Linked DNA regions of Mus musculus: region 2 is linked to region 1. The links are chromatin loops, found by intact Hi-C in ENCODE. Cell type or tissue: heart. All regions are shown on one strand. Links, peaks and the distances in the headings refer to the core of each region. The heading gives the core; the rest is flanking DNA. Region 1 overlaps Irf2bp2 (interferon regulatory factor 2 binding protein 2). Region 2 has its middle 26 kb from the start of Gm51605.

Evidence for each region. A loop is a pair of places that touch in the nucleus more often than their neighbours do. Peaks named below come from ENCODE experiments on the same cell type or tissue, not always from the same donor. Only the 100,000 strongest peaks of a DNase experiment are listed, where the experiment ranks them.
Region 2: it touches region 1 in a loop (3-fold over the local background); 13 of 42 quality-filtered maps call a loop at or near these places.

Annotation. Positions count from the first base shown.
Region 1 is chr8:126,578,534-126,588,787 of GRCm38, reverse strand. It overlaps Irf2bp2 (interferon regulatory factor 2 binding protein 2), which reads left to right. Exons shown (of 2, transcript NM_001164598.2): 2 at 1-492. Among named protein-coding and RNA genes, the nearest start is that of Irf2bp2, 10 kb to the left of the region's middle. In heart, for the core only: a CTCF peak has its summit at 6,113 (motif pointing left); DNase peaks (open chromatin) are centred at 4,067, 4,487, 4,977, 6,087 and 2 weaker places; H3K4me3 peaks cover 1,747 bases; H3K27ac peaks cover 2,849 bases.
Region 2 is chr8:126,522,057-126,532,310 of GRCm38, reverse strand. No RefSeq gene overlaps it. Among named protein-coding and RNA genes, the nearest start is that of Gm51605, 26 kb to the right of the region's middle. In heart, for the core only: a CTCF peak has its summit at 5,041; DNase peaks (open chromatin) are centred at 5,030, 6,540, 7,520, 7,950 and 2 weaker places; H3K27ac peaks cover 2,459 bases.

The sequences.
Region 1 (10,254 bases), core at 3,389-8,388:
TTGATGACACTGTGGATGTAGTCCACAGCTGGGTAGAGATGTCAGGTTCCCAACACTGCTTCTGCTGTGACTTTGATATGCTCAGAATAGTGGGGGGGGATGGGGTGGTCGGTCAGGTTTTTGTTTTTTTTTCTTTTAACAGTTTATAGAATTTAACAGATAGAGTTAGTGTCTTTCATGTGGCCTCACTCTGGAGTTAATGAGAACATACACGTGGTTTACAGCTTTTCTATATACCTTTCCCTGGCCACCAGGTGTTTTGAAAGTGTGCCACCTTTCAAACTTTGCTTTATTTTTTTTTTAAGTCGAAGGTGATAATTTTTCTATATCTGATGAAACTCAATGTCTACTGAAATAAGTGTAATCTGAGCTATCAACGGTATATTTTAAACCCACGCTATGGAGATATCACCTGCATTCTGTCATTTGTCAGATTTACAGTACTTTTTTTTTCTTTTAGCATTAAATAAAAATAAAATTGGGAGCACTGAATGTTTTCCAAGACCTTTTTTTTAAAAAAAAATTTTTTTTAAAAAATCAAACTCAGGGCGGCTGTTGTGGCGATCGCTAGACTGAAGGGTGTATGTATGGGGTTGGGGTTTTCAGGACAAGTGAGATAGGAGACTTGTAGTCAAGGGGGGAAGGGCAGATGGGGAGGGGCACAGATAGGATCAGAGCAGAGGTCATCTGGGAAGTACTTGTTTGCTTTGCAAGCTGGTAGCAGAGCCACTCTGCAAGAATTGGGTTGGAAAGAGCAGATGGCCGCCGGGACACTGAGGTGCCTGTCCTGTCCTGAATCTGCTCTTTGAAAAGTTTTGTGATAGTCGACATCTTGGGCCATAGACAAGTACTCTCTTGGTGGGAGTGGGGTCTACATTTGGGAAAGCTGTGGAGTGAGGTGTAGTAGAGCCACCGGAGGGGGCTTACTTAGGTGTGAATCCCCACTGTCTAACTGGCAGTTGTCACCACATAGCAGGGGATTCCTGCAGGGTACACTTTTTTCTTGATCTCTTGGCCTGTGGTAGGGAAGGCTCCTGGGATAGTGAGCTGTGAAATTTTGGAAGAGTTCAAGGCTAGAAATATACAGTATGTATTAAGATGACATCAACAGCATCTTTGGGAGGAGGGGTGGTCCTGTGACTTGTATGGGGAGGCTATCCCATATATATTTAGTTTTTTCATCAGCAATAAATGACTTTTTCATTTAATAACAAGAAATAGGCTAAACTTAGCTTTGGGTTTCTTGGAAATGCTAGATTTATTTATTTATTTATTTAATTTTGGTGACACAATAACTCTTCCAGAAGTCGCTTTAAAAAAAAATCTTTAAGTGCCTTGCAAAGATAAAGTTAAGTAGACTAGGTTCTTGTTGTGGGGAGGAAAGGGTTAAAAAAATTGGGGAATCCTAGTTTTGAGACAAGTCTTCCACTGCTCCACGTGACTTATAGATCATCTTGTTTGATGAGTGAAATGCCCACCTTCCTGATTACGTATGGAATCTTCTAGCAGAATGTTTGGGCAGGCTACCATTGGTCTGGGGTCACCCTCATCTGCCTGCCTTCTGTTCATAGGAGGCTAGAAGACATGTTTCTCTTTGGTCACAGACAGTGAATGCAATCATACTTATTTCATCTCCTAGGGTTCTAGATGCAGCCTGAGTTTTAACTCCTTGAGGGCTTCTGCTTAGACCCGTACTACCAGAATTAAGTAGGCTGTAGACACAGAAATGCAAAGTTCCCAGACTATCAGTCATGCTGGTCCCTCCTTCCTGTTTTCTGGGGGCAGCCTGCGTCTTCACCAGAATGCCCTTCTGGTGAAGGCACACACACACACACAACACACAACTGTGTAGCTTATAGATTATGTAAGAAGAGACTGGAAGTTGGAGATGATTGGGTGTATGGATTAGCGCTGGATATGTCTGAGTTCCCAGCTAAGTACTGACCAGGGGTATCACACTACCCCTGGTGATCATTATTACGACTGCACAGTAGTACATCCGAGGCGGAATGCTTGCCTAACATGCATGAGGCCTTGGGTTCAGTTCCCAGGACTGAAACACCTCAGCCGGTCTAACTCAGCAGTGTCACCTGCCCCCATGCCAGGTGTATTTGACACCACTTACCTTTGATTTATTTCAAAAGTATTACAGCTCTTTTTAAAAAATTACAAAATTGTGTTTGTAGGGTTTGTATGTCTGGTGTGTTTAAATCACAACATGGTACCCTCTTGGTTGGACTTCAATATAAAACATTCCATGCAACGAGAAAGGTATTTTAGGGGGAAAGTACCATAGAGACGTAACTTTTTAATTATTTGGACATGGTATCATAACGACTATTTGGGTTTTTTTGTTGTTTGTTTGTGAGACAGTCTCATTGCACATAGCCTGGAACCTGCTTTGTAGACCAGGCTGGCCTCAACTCAGAAGTGGTCTGCTGCCTCCAGCTTCCTGAATTCTGGGACTAAAGGCACTTGATACCACACCTGGTTTAAAAAAAAAAAAAAAAAAAAAAAGTGACCTTTTATTTTTAATGAAAAAGCCAGTAGAATGACTGTTGGCATGGTGTAAGTTTTTTCTATGACAACACCTTAAATGTGTCTGGGGGAAAGTAAGAGGCTGGCCCTCTATAATGTACACTGGCTCAAAAATCAAAAAACATCCTTTGATTTACCCCCAAAACATTAGAAACTCCTCTAAGATAGGTTAGATCCAGAGACCAAGATGACAGGATTCCCAGTGAGAATTCAGAGAGCATCAGGTACTGGCTGGCCTTTGAATGGGGCTGTAGAACTGGGCTGGTAAAATACGCAGTGCACCCTGCACGGTGAGCTAACACATCCTGTGTAGGGTGACACCACCACATTTGAATATTTCTAAATATAGTGTACATTTTGTGCAGAATAACTTGTTACATAATCTGGAGATCTTAACCACTCTTACTTAGCAATTAGTGATTCTAAGGAAGTCATCAGTATCATTAGCAGTTCAGATGCTCACCAGGGGAACGGGGACGGGGCACAGATGAGTCAAGCTTTGCTGGATGAGCGTGGAGGCAAGACAGATATTTAGGTCACTGCAGATTTCTCTGCCACTTAGTAAACATCTTTCCTGCCGCAGCACAGCGTCTTCCGAACTGTGTGTGTGTGTGTGTGTGTGTGGTGGCGGTGTCTCCAGGAAAACAAAACAGAAACAGCATTTTCAGCACAGCTAAGGGCCTCCATTTATTTTAATGTTGGTTGGTTTTGTTTTCTGTAGCCCTTGCTGCCCTGGAACTCTATTGTAGGAAAGACTGTCCTCGAACTCCTGGAGATCCAGCCTGTGCCTCCCACGTGCTGGGATTAAAGGTGTGCACGACCACCTCCCAGCTTTTGTTGTTTCTTTTTTAAATGAGACACAAGTTATGTTCTCTTATAATTTTTAAGTATGCTATCAAGAGATCTGCAGAACACAGGAAGGGCTATTGGGATCCACCTGAGTTATAACCTTATAGCCATCCATCTTGGATTGAGTTGCTACTGGGAAAAGGTTGCTGGGAGTTGCTGGGGGTTGAGGGAGCGTTCCACCCAGGCTGTTACCCCATTTTGTTATTTGTGCTGCCAACAGCAATTCAATTAGCCGTTTTGGGCGATAAAAGATAAAGATTTATTGTACCCCATATACAACTGAAATCAGAATTTCACAGGCAGGTCACAGTCGTTAGGGACTGTTCTAATAAGCACCATATGGGTGTCTGTACCATTCTTTTAACAACCCCAAGCAGGCACCTCAAGCTACAGCCACTTGTGAGGTTAGGGTCAAAGCCACTGGGTAGAACCCTTTTCTTGGCCAAGGGCACAGTGGACAGGTTGGTCCACAGAGGCTCCCCTACCTACCATGAGTGTGGGAAATAAGAGTAGAGGCTAACTCCACACACGAGAGAATGGAGTGTCCTAGAATTTATAAACCGAGCCACAGCAGCCTTCTGACCCAGGAACTCAAGACGGGCATGCGCACAATGCATGCATTGTGCAGCGCACACAAGGGCCATGCTTTGGCTGAGCATCAAAGCGGCTGCGTCCTGTTGCATCTGCGCACAATCGCGGAGCCCGGGTTGCATCGGGCGGGGTCAGGCTGGGGCTCTTCCTTTTCCCCTTTTAACTTTGCGTGGCAGTTTGGGAGCAAGGAGTGTTTTAAAAAGAAGCCTCCGGTCCAGCCAACCCCAGTCGCTTTTACAGAAAGAAGTGAGTCAGGCCCACGAGGAACACATGGAATTGAACTCGCCTCGTGGAGGGGGCTTCCACTCCCTCTCATACATGACCGCAGATAGGCACGTGGAGGCTCCGGTGTGCCCACTGCGCGCGCGCCCTACCCTGTCCTACTCTGTTCCTGCTCCACGAGCCTCCACCACGTCCCACGCGCTCTCAGCTCCACTCTGTACCCCCACGCCCCGCCCCACTCCGCGGTCCTCGCCCCAATCCACGGACCGCTTCCCCACTAGGCAGTCCCCTCTCCGTCCCGTGCGTCCCGCCCCACTGCACGGGCGGCGCCCCGCGCCAGCTGCGGCGCTAAAATTAGCGTCCCGCGCGTGAGTTGGCGCCCGCAGGAATGCGCGCGCAGGCTGGAGCTGCGCGTGCTGCACCAAATAAAGTCAAAGGCTTGTCTGGCGAGGGGGGGGCGCTGGCGCCTGGGGCCCCGAGGGTCACACGCGGCTGCTTTAGTCGCCAGCGTGTGCTGGGGGAGGGGGGGAGGTTGGGGGAAGGAGGGGGATTTGTGAAGTTTACAGAAGCCTCCGGACAAAAGCTGCCCAAATGTCACTCCGTTTTTGGAAACCATCATTCCGGGGGTGAGGGTGGGGGTGGGGGGCGAGGGGGGTTAGGGCTGTAGCTATAATAAGCCAAATGTTTCATGCTGATGCTGTAAACATACGTGTCAAAAGGACGTCCGTGTGAGCAGAGAGCATACCCATGCTGGACCATGTTCAAAGTGCAATTGGGAAGCAATCCTCAGGACACAGTCCACGCGGGAGCTCCCAAGTCTGATCAGGCGCTCGATCAGCTGGCTGTCCAGTCGGGCATAAATAATGTAGAAACAATTTAAGGCCAGAGAGCGCGTTTAAGGTGCTACCCAGTTAACTTCACATTTTTCTGAATTATTCAGTTTAACGCTCTGCAGTACTGGGGTGGGGGTTGGGGGGAGAGAGAAACAAAAATAAGCTCCGTGTTATTTTATTTATTTATTTTTTTTTAATTCTCTGTCGAGTGTGGTGGCTAATGCCTGGAATCCCAGCACTGTGGAGGCAGAAGGGTCTTAAGTTCAAGACCAACCTGCCCTACATAGCGCATTCCTGTCTCAGAAGGAATACAGTGTGTGTGTGTGTGTGTGTTTGTGTGTGTGTGTGTGTGTGTGTGTGTGTGTGTGTGTGTGTGTGATGACATTTCTCTCTCAGCAGTCTTGGAGCAGATTGTGCCTATCCTGGGGAGATAGGGACCTCCCTCATTCAGGCCTTAGTGACAGCTTGCCATTGCTTCAACAGCGATTGCAGCACATGGATGGGACACTGAAGAGGTTTGTGTGTCTAGAATCCTACTCACAACCTGCCTGGAGACTTGGCTCGCACCTTGAGAGGCAATTGTGATGGAAATCAAAGGCACACTGAGCACACAAGGCTTCCTGGTTCAAACTTCTGAGAGAAAGTTCCTGTTCTTTCCCTGTGGCTGTGTGTCTACAGCCAGAGGCTGTTCTCATGGAGACACAAGAGAGTTCTGTGCTGAGACCTGAAGTTTTAAGTTCCATTAGGAACGCACCTCTCTGCCTATGCTTCACACAGCAGTTGCCACACACAGGGCTGGGGAATCTTCCTAGACTATGAGCATCTCATGGCATCATGTACACTTAGTTGTCTTAATGATTAAAACAACAAAACAACGAGTATTCACCCCATAGAGGAGCTAAGAATCAGGCAGTCTCTGTGACAGGGTTCTGATCTGAAAAGGCACTAGGTGTGTGGCAACAGGGTGCTTGCTGGGTTACACCAAATAAATATTTTCCGTTATTATGTGAACGTGGGTAACAAGGAGTCCCTCTGAAACACTGGAGAGCAGGGCGCCCCCTGCTGTGCTCACTCCTGGAGAGCAGGGTTCTACAGGGCACCTCCTGCTGGGGACCAAAGGCTGATTTTCATTGGGTATCAATACTCTACCCTGTGCAGGCTTTCTTATTTCATCAGTGACCTTAGAGAATAAATGGCGCCATTGGAAATAAAATAAAAATACGATCTGCAAATAGAAGAGGTGAATACTTTCTAAAAATAATCCGTTCAGAGGTATTCATGGACAGTCTCTTGAGCATATCATTAGGCCCACAAAGCAGCTTGACATTGACCCACCTGTGACTTTGGAAGCAAGGACTGCATTTGTGTGGTTGTGGGGGGTGGAGGATTTTAAATATATTTTCTAAAAGCATTAACAAAAAAAAATAAATGGAGGGGGCAGGAATTAAAGAACTCCTTCATTAGGTTAACTTCAATGGAGATGTTCTATGTGTAAAATTTCATTTTATTTTCTGATGAACCATATATCTGTGCCCTAGAGCCAGTGGATCCAAAAAAATAAAAATAAATAAATAATAAATAAAAAGTAAAAGCCATGGAAGCCATGAAGAGTTGGTCAACCACAACTTTGTAGCTTGAGAAGGAACTTAGTCAAGGGGTGAGCAGCAAACCAAGCCATCCAGTTAGCCCCAGGGGGTTTCTCTTGTGGTGTCTGCTGAGGTTGTGGACCATTGGGGTGAGGTTGGGACTCTCCAAGGCCCAGAGGAATCCCAGACATTGCAGTAGGAAAGAGATGGCACGTGTAAGAATGGTGACTGGAGAGAAAGCTTCCACCAGACCCCCACCTGCCCACTGTGATTCGTGTCTTCACTGATTGGTTTCCCTGGGTTTCCCTGTATGCATGTGCCTCCTGGTAAGGAACGGGGACTGGGAGGCGTGACTCAGTTGTTAAAGTGTTTGCCGTGAAAGTATGAAGACCCAGGTTTGGATCTCAAGAGTGCCCATGCAAAGAGCTGGGTACGCAGTGTAACCTCTGCAAAAAGGCTTGAAACTCTGTACTGAGAGGCAGGCTCATTGGCCAACCATCCTAGCTAATCATTGCACTTCATGTTCGGGGAGAGATCTTGACTCAAAAGTAATGTGGAGAGCAATAGAGGGCACAGAACATTGACCTTTTGATTCCACACACATAGACAGGGACAAGTGAACTTTCGTATACATATGCACACATATACCTATGCACACATATGCACACATATACATACGCACACACATATACTTATGCACACATATACCTATACACACATATACATATACACACATATACATATGCACACATATATGCGTACCCATGTTTTACACACACACACACACAAAGAATATGGGCTAGGGTCTGATGGCTTAAACTTAAATGGTACCTCCCTCTCTAAACTTTTGTGTTTAGTCTTCTGAGAAACTGGTTAGGGATGGGATGGCTTACCTCTTGGTCTTATAGAGGGATTAACAGACAAAGTTAAGTAGTACACATTCCATGATGCTTAACGCTTAGTGACTTGAGATATGTCCCTTATGACTAGATCAGGTAGGTGCAAAGAGAAAGTGTCTTCGGTTTGTTTGCAGAAATGACTGCTACCCTGCTACCTATCTGGCTGCCTTCCCATCCTGGTTTCACTCCTTTCTGCCCACATTTCTCTCTGGTTGTTTCATCCAGTATCAAGTGTTCGAACCATATTTGCATACAGACTTCCTACAAAACATCTCTAGATTCAACTTCCCCTTTAGGTACCAGCCAGGCTGTGCCAAGCGGCTTGCTCACCAAATTCAGTGAGCTGTCCAGTTGGTTTTTTTTAAACCCATTGTGCTAGATAGATCCAAAATCAAGCTCCTGTTCTCATGCCTGTCTCATTACCTCTGTTTTCCCAATCTTCATGCAAGTCGAGGTCGCCTTCCCATTGCTTGGGCCATAAGCCTGGAAGTGACCTGATCAGGGTTTTATCATAATTATCCAATCAGTCAGCACATCCTTGTTCGGGAGGGACACATATTCAACAACTAGGCATGGTGGCACGCACCTGTAATCCTGGTTCTTGGGAGGATCAGAAGTTCAAGGTCACCCTCAGCAATATGGCTAGTTCCAGACCAGCCTGGGCTACATGAGACCCTGTCTCAAATAAGTAGGAAGAAGACAACATGTTGGAGACTTACCTGGTGGAGCCACTACCGTGCCTCGTGTAGAATATCTCAGATGCTTCAGGGTCCTTCTTCCAGGTTCTGCCCATGTCCTCTGAAGCTTAGTCTCAAACTTGGCAGATGGATGACCCTCTAAAGTGTGGGTCTGGGGAATGGAGTGAAGGCACAACAGCAAAGAGGCTGCCCTTTCAGAAGACTAGGGTTTGATTTTCAGTGCCCAACTCGGGGCTCACAACCACCTGTAACTCCAGTTCCTGGGTGCTCTGGTGCCCTCTTCTGATCTCTATGGGCATTGCACACAGGTGATACACAGACATCCAAGCAAAACACCCACACATTTAAAAAAAAAAAACAACAAAACCAGATAGAGCTGTCTCTTGTGAGACTATGCTGGGGCCTAGCAAACACAGAAGTGGATGCTCACAGTCAGCTATTGGATGGATCACAGGGCCCTCAATGGAGGAGCTAGAGAAAGTACCCAAGGAGCTATAGGGGGAACAACAATATGAACTAACCAGTACCCCCCTGGAGCTCGTGTCTCTAGCTGCATATGAATCAGAAAATGGCCTAGTCGGCCATCAGTGGAAAGAGAGGCCCATTGGTCGTGCAAACTTTATATGCCTCAGTACAGGGGAATGACAGGGCCAAGAAGTGGGAGTGGGTGGGTGGGGGAGTGGGTGGGGGAGCGTGTGGGGGACTTTTGGGATAGCATTGGAAATGTAAATGAAATAAATACCCAATTTTAAAAAAAAGAAAAAAACAACAAAAAGCCTTTAATTTTCTCTTAACATAAGTCTGCTCTCTGATCTTCTTTCTCCCTTACTAAAATCCCTCTGGTGTCCTTTTAAAAAAGCAAAAAACAAAAAACAAAACTCCTTTAGTGTCAAATGCAAAGGTTTGCAAGGTTCTGCTACGTCCCAGGCACAGTTGGTGTCCTTGCTCATTCTATTTTGGCAACGTGGCTTCCTTGTTCCTCAGATTTCCAAGCATGCTCCTACCTCAGGATCTCTGTGTGTGATCTCTCCTCGGAATACTTGTTTCTGTTTAGTTCATAGTTGTTTTTTAAATTAGTTTGAGATAGGCTCTCACATATTCCAGGCTGGCCCTGAGCTCCCTATGTAGCCAAGGATGACCTTAAACTTTGATCCTCCTGTCTTCTCTTCCCGTGCTGGGATGAGAAACATGTACCACCACACCCAGATTATGGAGTACCGAGGGTGGAACCCAGAGCCTCACACATCATAGACAGCATTCTGTCAACCAAGAAACACCTGGTTCTGAAGGGATGAAAAGCCAAGACGGGCAGCCTCGCCAGTTTGGCCTCTTTGTGCCTCAGGTATAGAGGGACTAGTGATGGCAGCCCAGTATAGCAGCAATCGTGAACATGAACCGTGAGCCACAAAGTAAGGAAAACACGCTATTTTATTGTTATTTAACTTGGTGTTACCCTTCCAGGCTTTGTTTCAGGGATTAAATTGGGACTCCTCATTATATGTAAGTTATAACACAGAGACCAGTATCAGGACGACATCCTTGAGTAGTTCTCCTCTGACCTGATGGTGCTTCCAAACGCTAATGGGACCCAGAAGACACAGAGTTTTCTGGGATCTGGTCCTCATGGTTCAGCTCATGGAAGTCATTGGGTCCTGTGTCTTTAGCACCCTGCAGGATCTCTGCCATGAGATCCACAGCAGGAGCCAGGAGCTCAAAGGTCAAAGGAGAGGCTGCAGAAGACCTGCCACAGTGACCTAGTGTCCTTCACTCTTGGGCCTATGGGAAGTCCAAGCACAACAAAGTAATGAGAAGGAAGAGAAGGCCTGGCAGTGAATAGTGGTGCCCTAATTCAGCTGTGCTCGGGGCTTTCACAGGGCTCTCCAGCTGCTGTGTGGTCCCTTATAAATATCTTTGTCAGATGTCATAGAGACACTAGGGAGATGGTCTACCCCCCATCAGGAGAGAACATGAAAGGCATGAGTAGCTAGAGGAGGACACACTAAACTCTCTCCGCCCTATGGAGGCTCCCACTCATCGG
Region 2 (10,254 bases), core at 3,049-8,048, 56 kb after region 1:
ATGGGCTCTGGTGATAGGAACTCAGGTCCTCATATTTACACAGTAAGCACTTTACCCACTGAGCCACTGGCCCATGACATTTATCAGCAGTGTCTTTGAGTGTAATCATTTGTACTTGGGAGAGGTCCCCTCCAAGTGCCTGTCTGTGCTCTGAGGGGTGGGGCTTCAGAGCAAAAAGGGCTTTGACAAGTGCCAACTACAGATGCACAGGAGGATGAGTCCCGTCTTCTCCCTCTTGTCCTCGCAACCAGGGAGATGACAACAAGACATCTTAAACTCAAAAGTCAGTTACATCAAGGAAGTAGCTGGAGTTGCTTGCTTGTCCTTCTCACAGAGTTGCAGGAGCCGGTGGCAGCTCACAGGGTGAAAGTTGGCTTGTCAAACAAGCCCATTCAAGCTTGCAATACCGCTGTCATTTGCCCAATGGGCTTATGATAAAGAGCAAGATGGGGAGAAAAAAATCTGCCCAAAATAGTGCCCAAGAGAGATCTAAGTCAGGGCAGGACTGGGAGCCAGCACGGCCCACCCTGCTGGCCCTGCGGCCGCATGGCTGCCTGGAGGACCTGTTCTGACAGGGATGGCATGTTCCAGAGCAGTGACCTCACTTTTCAGCACCAAAGAGGCTTGGAGAGGAAGAGCCGCTGAGAGCCCATCTGTGAATCCCTGAAGAAAGCAAGGGAGAACAGAATTTACACTGCAAACTTGACTTTGCAAACAGCGTGTTGAGACAGCCCTGTGGGCAGACAGGGTTTGCTGCAGGCCTGGGACTCGCCCGAGGCTGATGCAGGCTGGAGAGTCATCTACAAAGAATACAAGGAATGTACTCACTTCTTTCTGGAGCCCATGTCAGTCCTTCCTTGCTCTCTTTCTAGGTCTTCACTATCTGCTTCCTTCTTTGGACAGAACTCTGGGGGCAGGAAAGAGAAAGCCAGAGCCTCTCAAGCCCAGGTGAAGACAGAGGCCACTCTGTCCATTCTGGGAGACCCTAGACCCTGGTGGTAGGTGCTGTGAATTAAAGGGTCATGTTCCTGGTCATGTCTGGAGCCATCTCTCAGGAGGCAAAAGGCAGGATGGCTTCTTAGTTCTTCACAAATGGGAAGTAGTGAGGTCACATCTGAATGCAACTTCAGCCCTTGATGTGATGAATGGCACTCCAACTGCAGTGCATGGTGCTCCAGCTGCAGCGCATGGTGCTCCAGCTGCAGGGCATGGTGCTCCAACTACTTGTATGGTGCTTTAGCTGCAGTGAATAGCACTCCAATTGCAGTACATGGTGCTCCAGCTGCAGTACATGGTGCTCCAACTGCAGTGCATGGTGCTCCAACCACAGTGCATGGTGCTCCAACTACAATACATTATGCTCCAACTACAGTACATGGTGCTCCAATTACAGTGCATAGTGTTCCATCTGAAGTGCATGGAGGTCTTGGTAGTGAGCCTCCTTGACATGTGGGTATCCTGAGTTCCAGTTTGTGGGTAAAACAGTGACCCTGCTAGGAAGTGTTCCTGATGGGAGACATAGTGGGATCTTGGGTCTTAGTCCAGTGTCACTCATGAAAGAAATAGAAATTTCCCAGCCTGCCCCAGAGGCAGTGGCTTTGGGTAATTGCAAGCTGTGTTCAAATTCCCAAGTGGATATTAAGGTCCCAATCTTCCCTGTTATTGTCCCTTCACCCACTTGTCATAAGGACGACAACTTATGTTATAGACTGGATTCCTCCTCCCACCCCCAGTGCTAGGAGTGAAGCCTGAGGCCTACCCCTAAGCTATGTCCCTAGCTCCATGAGCTAGGTCTTATTTTCTTAATTAGTGTGTGTGCTGTGTGAATGCATGTGTGTGTGTGTGTGTGTGTGTGTGTGTGTGTGTGATATGCTCAGTTGAACAGGATGATGTCAGGTGATACCATCTCGCCTTATTTTTTGAGACAGAGTTTCATTGGACCAGAAGCTCTGCCATTTTGGCCAGGCCGCCTGCCTAGTAACTTCCTAGGACTAGTCTGTCCCCAACACTGAGAATCAAGTCACAAATGGGCAGACCCAGCATTTTTGCATGGCTGCTGGATTTAAACTCAGATTCTCTTGCTTGCATAGCAAGAGCTGTCTTACCTTTTGAGCCATCTCCCTAGCCCACGAACCAGATTTTATTTAAAGTTTCAAATACTTTTCATTCATTCATTCATTCATTCATTCATTTTGTGGGGCATCTGAAAGCAGTGATGCATGAGTGGATGTCTGAGGACAATTTTTGTCTCTCTCCTTTTACCACGTAGGCTCCAATGAGTGAACTCAGGGTTTGGCAATCACCATGTCTACCCATGAACCATCTCTCCAGGCGCTGTGCTTATCTATCTGGCTACCATTAAATTTGATTTTTTGTTCTGCTCATAAACACTGCAAATGAAACAACGGGAGAGACCTCCAGGGCTGCAAGTTGGTGGCTTTCTTTTTATGATAAAGGTTCTGACTGGAGGTCTCTGCCCGAAGGTCTTCTCCTGGGGCCCCACTGCCTACAGTAAAAACAATCACAGGTGTTAAAACGATGTTGCTCTTTCCAGAGTCCACATCTTTCAACTGCGTCTCTGCCCACTGGCTAATTAGTATGCTCACCCTTTCAGCTGACCCTGCCCCCTCCCCTACTTTCAGTCTTTCACTTCACACACACAGCAAGCAGAGCAGTCCCAGGGGAAGCTCCATCTCCACTCCCTGGGGACCCTTCTCTTAGGTGTCCTTAAACAGCTGTCACACTGCCCCAGTTGTTGTTCAAGGAACATCCCCAGAGTTTCATTGAGGCAGACTTGAAATTGACCCCACCATGGTGATCTGCTCACTCGAAGCTCCCCTGGGAAAAGGGTGCCAAATCTGTACATGGGTAGATTCTGGCATCTACACTGCCTGACAGCTCACCACCTGTTGGTTTCTACTGAGAACATACGTTTGGACTTGTAGGAACTTCAGAGGTTCCTCCAAACCAGCTTCTCTGGAGGTGCTCTCGACTGTCTTCCGGGCAGAGCAGCTCCACAGCCTGCAGCGTTGTCTGTCAGTGTGATATTTAAAGGAGAGTCCCACACTGGGCCTGCCGGGCTGAGAGAGGGGATCGCTCATCACTTGAACCTGAATGTGGAACTCAATGCCAGCTTTGTAAGGTAACTTTTGCTGGTGTAGTTCCTAGTTACTCATAAGGAGTGGGAAGAAATTATACTACTTTTGAAAATTAGGAAACTGGACGAGAGAAGGTATCCAGGACACATTTGTAAAGGAAGGGTCCAAGCCAAGAGGATACAAGGATACCTCAACACTTGCCCTCTGTGGGCAGCCAGCCAGCTCCCCTAGGGGACAATGTTTCTGGAGTATGGCAATGCTGGGAACGGAGTCCAGGGCCTTCCTTGCACAGGTTAGGTGAGGGCCCTCCCTACCACTAAGCTGCACTCCCAACCTTTGACCCACATTTTAAAGGAGCCATGTTTATTTCTCTGGCTGCCATTAAACTTGAGCCATGAACTCGCTGAGGCACAAGGGAACCCAAGCAGGCATAGGGAGGGCAGAGGCACTGAGCAAGCCTCATCAGATCAGAGTGAGTTCACACCCCTCCGCACAGACACAGGAGGCTTCACGTTTCTCATCTGCTCCCCAGTCAGCTTTGAAGAAAGATGTATTTTTAAACACAAGCCTTCGAGAGAAAAACGCTCTCTGCATGTCCCCATAGCCTACTAACGGGGCAAGCGTTGGCAGCCGGTTCCATCTGACTATTCTGAGGGTTGTGTTCTCAATTGCCTTTCTATTCTTGTCCCCAGCCTATGGTGGAACCACCATCCTCAGAGACAATGGTGTGTTGATGAAAGAGGTCTCCTGGGTTCTCATTTGTTCTGTCTGAGGACTCACTCTGTGCAGCTTCAGGCCTGGGGGCTGCCCTCACTTAGCCGTTAGTGGTGGGTTATTTTGGTTTTGGGTTTTGTTGTTGTTGTTGTTGTTGCATTCTTTTCTGTAGTGCTCCCTGCACTTAATGCTCCCTGCGTGCTAGATAAACTTTTACTCCTGACATTTCTAGCCTCTTTTGACTTTTTATTTTGAGACAACTCAACTTATCTTGCTAAGTTGTCCTGGCTGGCCTGCAACTTTTTCTGTAGAACTTGTATGTTTTAAGTGTGTTCACGTGTATGAGGGTGTACAGTATGTATGTATGTATGTACACGTGTACGTGTGCACATGCATACTGAGGCCAGAGGACAACTTCAGATGTTTTCCTGGAGCTATCCGCCTTGTTTTTTTGAGGCAGAGTTTCTCATTGGCTTGAAACTATCAAGTAGGTGAGGCTGTCTAGACAACAAGCCCCAGGAATCCTCCTATCTCAGGGTTCCTAATGCTCAGATAACATGCATGTACCACCATGGCTGGCTTCCCCAACCCCCCCTCCCTCACACTGGCTCAGTATGGTTATTGAACTCAGACCCTCATGCCTGCATTGCAAGCATTCCCCTGTCAGAGCATCTGAGCCATCTCTCTAGCCCAGGCCTTGAACTTCTGATCCACTAGGCCTGACTTGCTTATACGTGTGTGTGTGTGTGTGTGTGTGTGTGTGTGTGTGTGTGTGTAGCCTTGGCTGTCCTAGAATTCACTCTGTAGAACAGGCTGGCCTTGAACTCACAGCGATCCACCTGCCTCTGACTCCTGAGTTCTGGGATCAAAGGCGCATGCCACCACCGCCTGGCAGCTTACACCTTTTCCACACTGACTCCTTGTCAGCTGCCAGAAAGCCAGTCTCTACCTCTTTGCTCAAGGCTGAAAAGGGCTGGACTTGTGAGAGCTCCGGGTCACTTTCACTGCCTTTCAGGGACCAGCATCAAACACTTCCCTCTTTATGAAGGGACGCCTCCCTGCTGGAGACCATGCCCCTCCTTATGGTCAGGGCTCATTTCCTTAGCCAGAGAAGATAAGGACCTGCCAAGTCCTCTCTGAGCCTGCTCTGCAGCTCAGTCAGGATGTCCTGTTGAGTTGCGATGGTGTGTCCTTGAGAATTAGATTATTGTTGTTTTGAGGCAGCCATCTCGACCCGACTCATGGCTGAGGGAGCCGCCCTCGCCCTCGTCTGGCTTCACTGAGGAGTTCTGCTGCTGCCGGGTCTATTTGAGTTATGTAACATAAACAGCTCCAAGGAGATGGGCTTCCCGGCTTTTGTTTTTCCTCTTGTCTCCACAGAGCATTGCCTGGGTGGTGTTGCTGGCCGTCTCTGCTCTGTTCTGAGAACAAAACAGCCCTGCCTTGACCTTCTCTGGGGCCTTTCCTCTCCACTGCCCATGCAGGGGCAAAGAAACCGAAGGACACCAAAGCTATCTGTGATCTCTTCAAGAGTTTGTCCAGACCTGAGATGGTGGGTGGATATCAGCCCTTTCTGTAGCCTCTTGTGAGAAGTAATTACATACTCAAACACACAGGCGAGCATACATGTACCCGCGCACGTATACACACACCCACATACGTACGTACGTACCCACGCACGCACAGCGTGCATGCGCAAGCATTCACACAGTTTTTCTTTTCTTTTCTTTTCCTTTCTTTTCTTTTCTTTTCTTTCCTTTTCTTTTCTTTTCTTTTCTAATTGAAAGGATGGTGGTAGACCTCAGCTCCATGAAAATGCACCCCTGTTGCCCCATTCAACCCAACAGTGCTCAAGCCTTATATAGCTGGGTAGACCAGCGCCTGGCTTAGCCCTGATGGCTTCCAACTGGGTAGACATGCGTCTTGGCACTCCTGAGGCCTAACCTGAGGCTCAGCAGCATCGGGTGAAAAACCGTCCCAGGACATCCTCTTTTGCGCCTCTGTTTACGTGGCTGTCTTAAGGCAGAAGAGCTATTTTCAGGAGCGTCATTAACTTCAGAGTCTCTTACTGTAAGATCCCATCTCTGCTCATCAGCTTGGCTTTATCCCATTTCTCTCTGGAATCGTCCCTAGCATCCCATGCGCTATCTATTTGGGTCACCCACCAACCTGGGGGTAAAGAGAGTGTTTCTTTTCATCTGTCAGAGTTGTGAGGTTGAAGAGAAGACTGGAAAGACAGGCACTCAGAACTTTGGGGATATCTGGTCCTAGGGCACTGGATGGTGGTGGGTAGGGTTCAAAAGGAAGGGTCCTGAAACCAGCAAAGGGATTTCCCCCTGAAGACTAGCAATAAAAGGAGACACATGAAACTGAAGGTTTTGTGTGAAGAAAGACCTTAAAATGTCCACACTGAAGGCAGGTCCAGTAGTGTAGACTATCATCCCAGAAATTCTGGCGCTTGAAGTAAGAGGCTCAAAGTTCAAGCAGCCTTGGACCACAGAGTGAATCCAAAGCCAATCTAGGCAACTTAGTCAGCTCCCATCTCAAAGGGTAAAATTAAATTGATAATAATTTTTAAAAGAGGGTTGGGGATACTGAGCAGATGGAGCTCTGGGTTACAACCCCAGAGAGAAAGGATGGGGAGGAGGGAGAAAGGAAGGGGAGGAGGAACTACCATGCTGGACAATTGAATCCCAGCTGTGGCCTCTGATGAGGCTCCAAGTATCCAGTCTCCTGGCAGCTCTAGGATACTCTGTAATTTGCCAAGTCCCAAGCTGCCCTCCTGCCTCCTTTTCTCTTTCAAGGTCAAATTCCAGCACACTTCAAACTCAATACCCCTGCATGGCTTAGGGTCCCTTGAGAGTGAGTGTATGGCGTGTATGTGGTGTGGTGTGGTGTGGTGTGGTGTGGTATGGTGTGTGTGTGTGTGTGTGAGATATGTATGTGTGGTGTATGTGTGTGTGTACATGTGTATGTCTGCATATAGTATGTATGTGGTATATGTGCGTTTGTGTGTGGTATGTATGTGTGGTGTGTGTGTTTGTGTGTAGTATATATGTGTGGTGTGTGTTATATATGTATGTATGATGTGTGTGATATGTATGTGTGGTGTGTATGTGTGTGGTATGTATGTATGATGTGCGTGTGATATGTATGGGTGGTTTGTGTGTGTGATATACGTATATGAGGTATGTGTATGTGTGGTATGTATGTGGTATAATATGTATGTGTGGTGTGTATGTATGTGAGGTGTGTGTAATATGTATGTGTGATATGTATATGTGGTATGTGTGTACAGATGTATGTGTGCATGTGGTATGTATGTGGGGTGTGAATTTCTCACATGTATTTCCAAAGTTGGGGTGTAAGCATCCTGCTGAGATCTGCCTCCTTGCCCCTCCTGCTCCTATCACTTGTGGGGTTCCGGGAATAGGGTGTAAAGCTAACAAAGAGAAACAGTGATCTGGTGCCACGCTGCATTTTTCTGTTGTTTGTAGGAAACGTTAATGACAGGCTATTTGATTACTCTAAGGTTTGGCTCTGTCAGCTTCTTAGGAAGTGCATCTCGTATTCAGTAACAATATAAGTAGCAGAAGTTTTTTTGGCATTTAAGAATAAGCTCATCGGACGCCGCCATGCCGTTTGGAAACTCGACAGCGGGGCCAGCCAAGCTTGTGGAGATACAAGCCTTTTTCTGCAGGCTGGGCAGCTGGCCAGGACAGCTAAAAAATGTGCATTGGCTAAGAACCACTGCCACGCAAACACTTCTGGAAATTTCTGTGCTCAGGCCTGCCAAATCCATTATGCATAACATGAATTACAAGCAAGTTTCTCTCTCTCTCTGAGCAGTTGCTTTTTGGGCTTAATTCTTCTTTGGGTTTTGTGAAATACATACAACTCAAATGAGAAACACTCCCTGCAAATCCATAATTCACTACCGTGTGTGTGTGTGTGTGTGTGTGTGTGTGTGTGTGTGTGTATGTGGTGTGTGTATGTGACTCTGTGTGTGTGACTCGACTGAGGGTAACTCTGTGTGTGTGTGTGCTCGAGCGCACGCGCGTGCACGTGCATGTGTGTTTCCACTGAGGCTGCCAAGTTCATAACTTTCCTTGAACTGGGAGAAATGGCTTCTAACTTGAGTTGGAATCACATAAGTGCAATGTGCGGTAGGCGGCTGTGTTTCCTGGAACTTCTAGAAAGGAAGGATGGCTTGAATCATGGAGACTGCCTAATAGTGAGAGCAGAAAAGCAGTTACATGTGATATGAGAATATGGTGGAGGGTAGAGGGAGGAGGGAAGAGAAAGGTGGGAGGAAGGAAGAGAAAGGAGGAGGAAGAAGGAGAGAGGAGGGAGGAGGGAAGAGAAAGGAGGGAGGAAGGAGGAGGGAGGAGGGAAGAGAAAGGAGGGAGGACAAAAGAGAGAGGAGGGAGGAGGGAAGAGAGAGGAGGGAGGAGGGAAGAGAGAGGAGGGAGGAGGGAAGAGAAAGGAGGGAGGACAAAAGAGAGAGGAGGGAGGAGGGAAGAGAGAGGAGGGAGGAGGGAAGAGAAAGGAGGAAGGAGGGAAGAGAAAAGAGGGAAGAGGGAAAAAGGAGGGAGGAAGGATAAAGGAGGAGGAAGGAGGGAAGAGAAAGGAGGGAGGAAGAAGGAGAGAGGAGGGAGGAGAAGGGAGGGAAGAGGGAGGAGGGAAGAGGGCTGAGACACAATGGCTCGGTTTATGCTCACTAATGCCAGCCATCAGGATCTGAGACTGGCTCAGTCATCCTGGCTTTGTTTGTTTGTTTCTTGTTTTATTTATTTATTTATTTTTGTAGGTCTCACTATGTAGCTCTAAGTGTCCTAAAACTCACTATGCAGATCAAGCTGGCCTCAAATTCACAGAAATCCAACTGCCTCTGCCTCCTGAGGCACTACAGGCACACACCTCTTCGCTCAGCTCCAGCCTCCATGGGCCTGAGATGACAGCCCCAGCTTGCAGGCATACATACCACAGATCCTTGAGGTCTGGCTCAAAGCCCCAGAGAGTGTGAAAGTGCCTGCCACACAGGCAGATTTTCAAGTGGAAGATGGTCCTGGAAAGGGGTGCCAAGCTGGTTAAAGGGAGAGCAGGCAAGAGAGAAGCTTCCAGGCCTCTCGTCAAGGGTCTGCCTCTGCGTGCCTCCCTCCAGGGCTCAGCGAGGCAATGTTTGCATCATGTGTTTTCTGATCCCGAATTGAGACCGGCAGGTCCTCTCCTGTGATTCAGACGGGCTTACATTACTCAGACTCTGCCCAGGGCCATTCTCAAGGGCTGGCAGCCCCACGCCTCTTCTTCAGAAGCCCAGGAACCGCATTATTCATAGCCAACATGAGATAATTGTATTAGCACATGATGAGACAGTACAGTGTGGTCCTTTCAGCTTCCAGCAGGCGTCTGCACCGTCTTCCAATAACAACTCTCCCTAGCTCTCCACAGTTACTCCGTCTCTTTGCTTTCTGGAGGGTTTGGTTGACTTGAGAGATCATGCGCCCTGGAGCTAGGGAGATGGCTTAGTTGGTAGGGAACTTGCTGAGCTAGTATGAGAACTGGGTTCAGTTACACAGCCCCACATTAAAAGCTGGGCATGGTGGTACACATCTGTAGTCCTGGGGCTGGGAGAGCAGGAAGAGGAGGGTCCGGGGAGCATGTTGACCATCCACTTGGCTTGATCACTGAGCTCTAGGTTCACTGAGAGACCCTGCCTCAAAAATACAATAGACAGTGATAGAGGAAGACCCCCACTGTTGGCTTCTGACCTCCATGTGTGCATGCATTGATATGTGCATGCTTACTCTCTCTCTTCCTCCTCTTCTCCCTCCTCCCCTCTCTCTCTTTCGTGCACATGTGAATACACACACACACACACACACTTTTACAATTTGTTAAATCGGAACTCTGAGATGATCTAAGAGCGGATAAGGCAAAGTATGAGATTCTACCAAGTCAGTATTCCAGGCTGTGACTCAGTTTCCCTCCTCCCTGGAGAGAAAAGCTAGAAGAGTGCAAAGAAGCCCAGAACTTAGAAAGGGACACTGAACTTGACACCATGTCGTAACCTAGGCCCTGACTTCTGCAATGAGGACAAAATCCCTTCCCTCACAGCACGGCCACAAAAAGTTCGTTATATAGAATTATGTGACATCTCTGTAAGCCATGACATATTGTTCTGATGTGGGCTGGGATCATCCTCCAAGGAGACCTCACTGTGGAAATTTCAGCATGGGAAGGATAGTGAACATGGCTCAAGAGTATGTGGGAAAGCTGTGGACATACATCCAGCATGCCCTGGAACTCTATTGATTGATTGACTGAGTGAGTGATTGGCTGTTTCTCTGATCTGGAACTCACTAAGCATCCATGGGTGATCTTGAACTCCTGATCATCCTGTCTTGCCTTAGCTCTCCCACAGATTGGTATTATAAACATT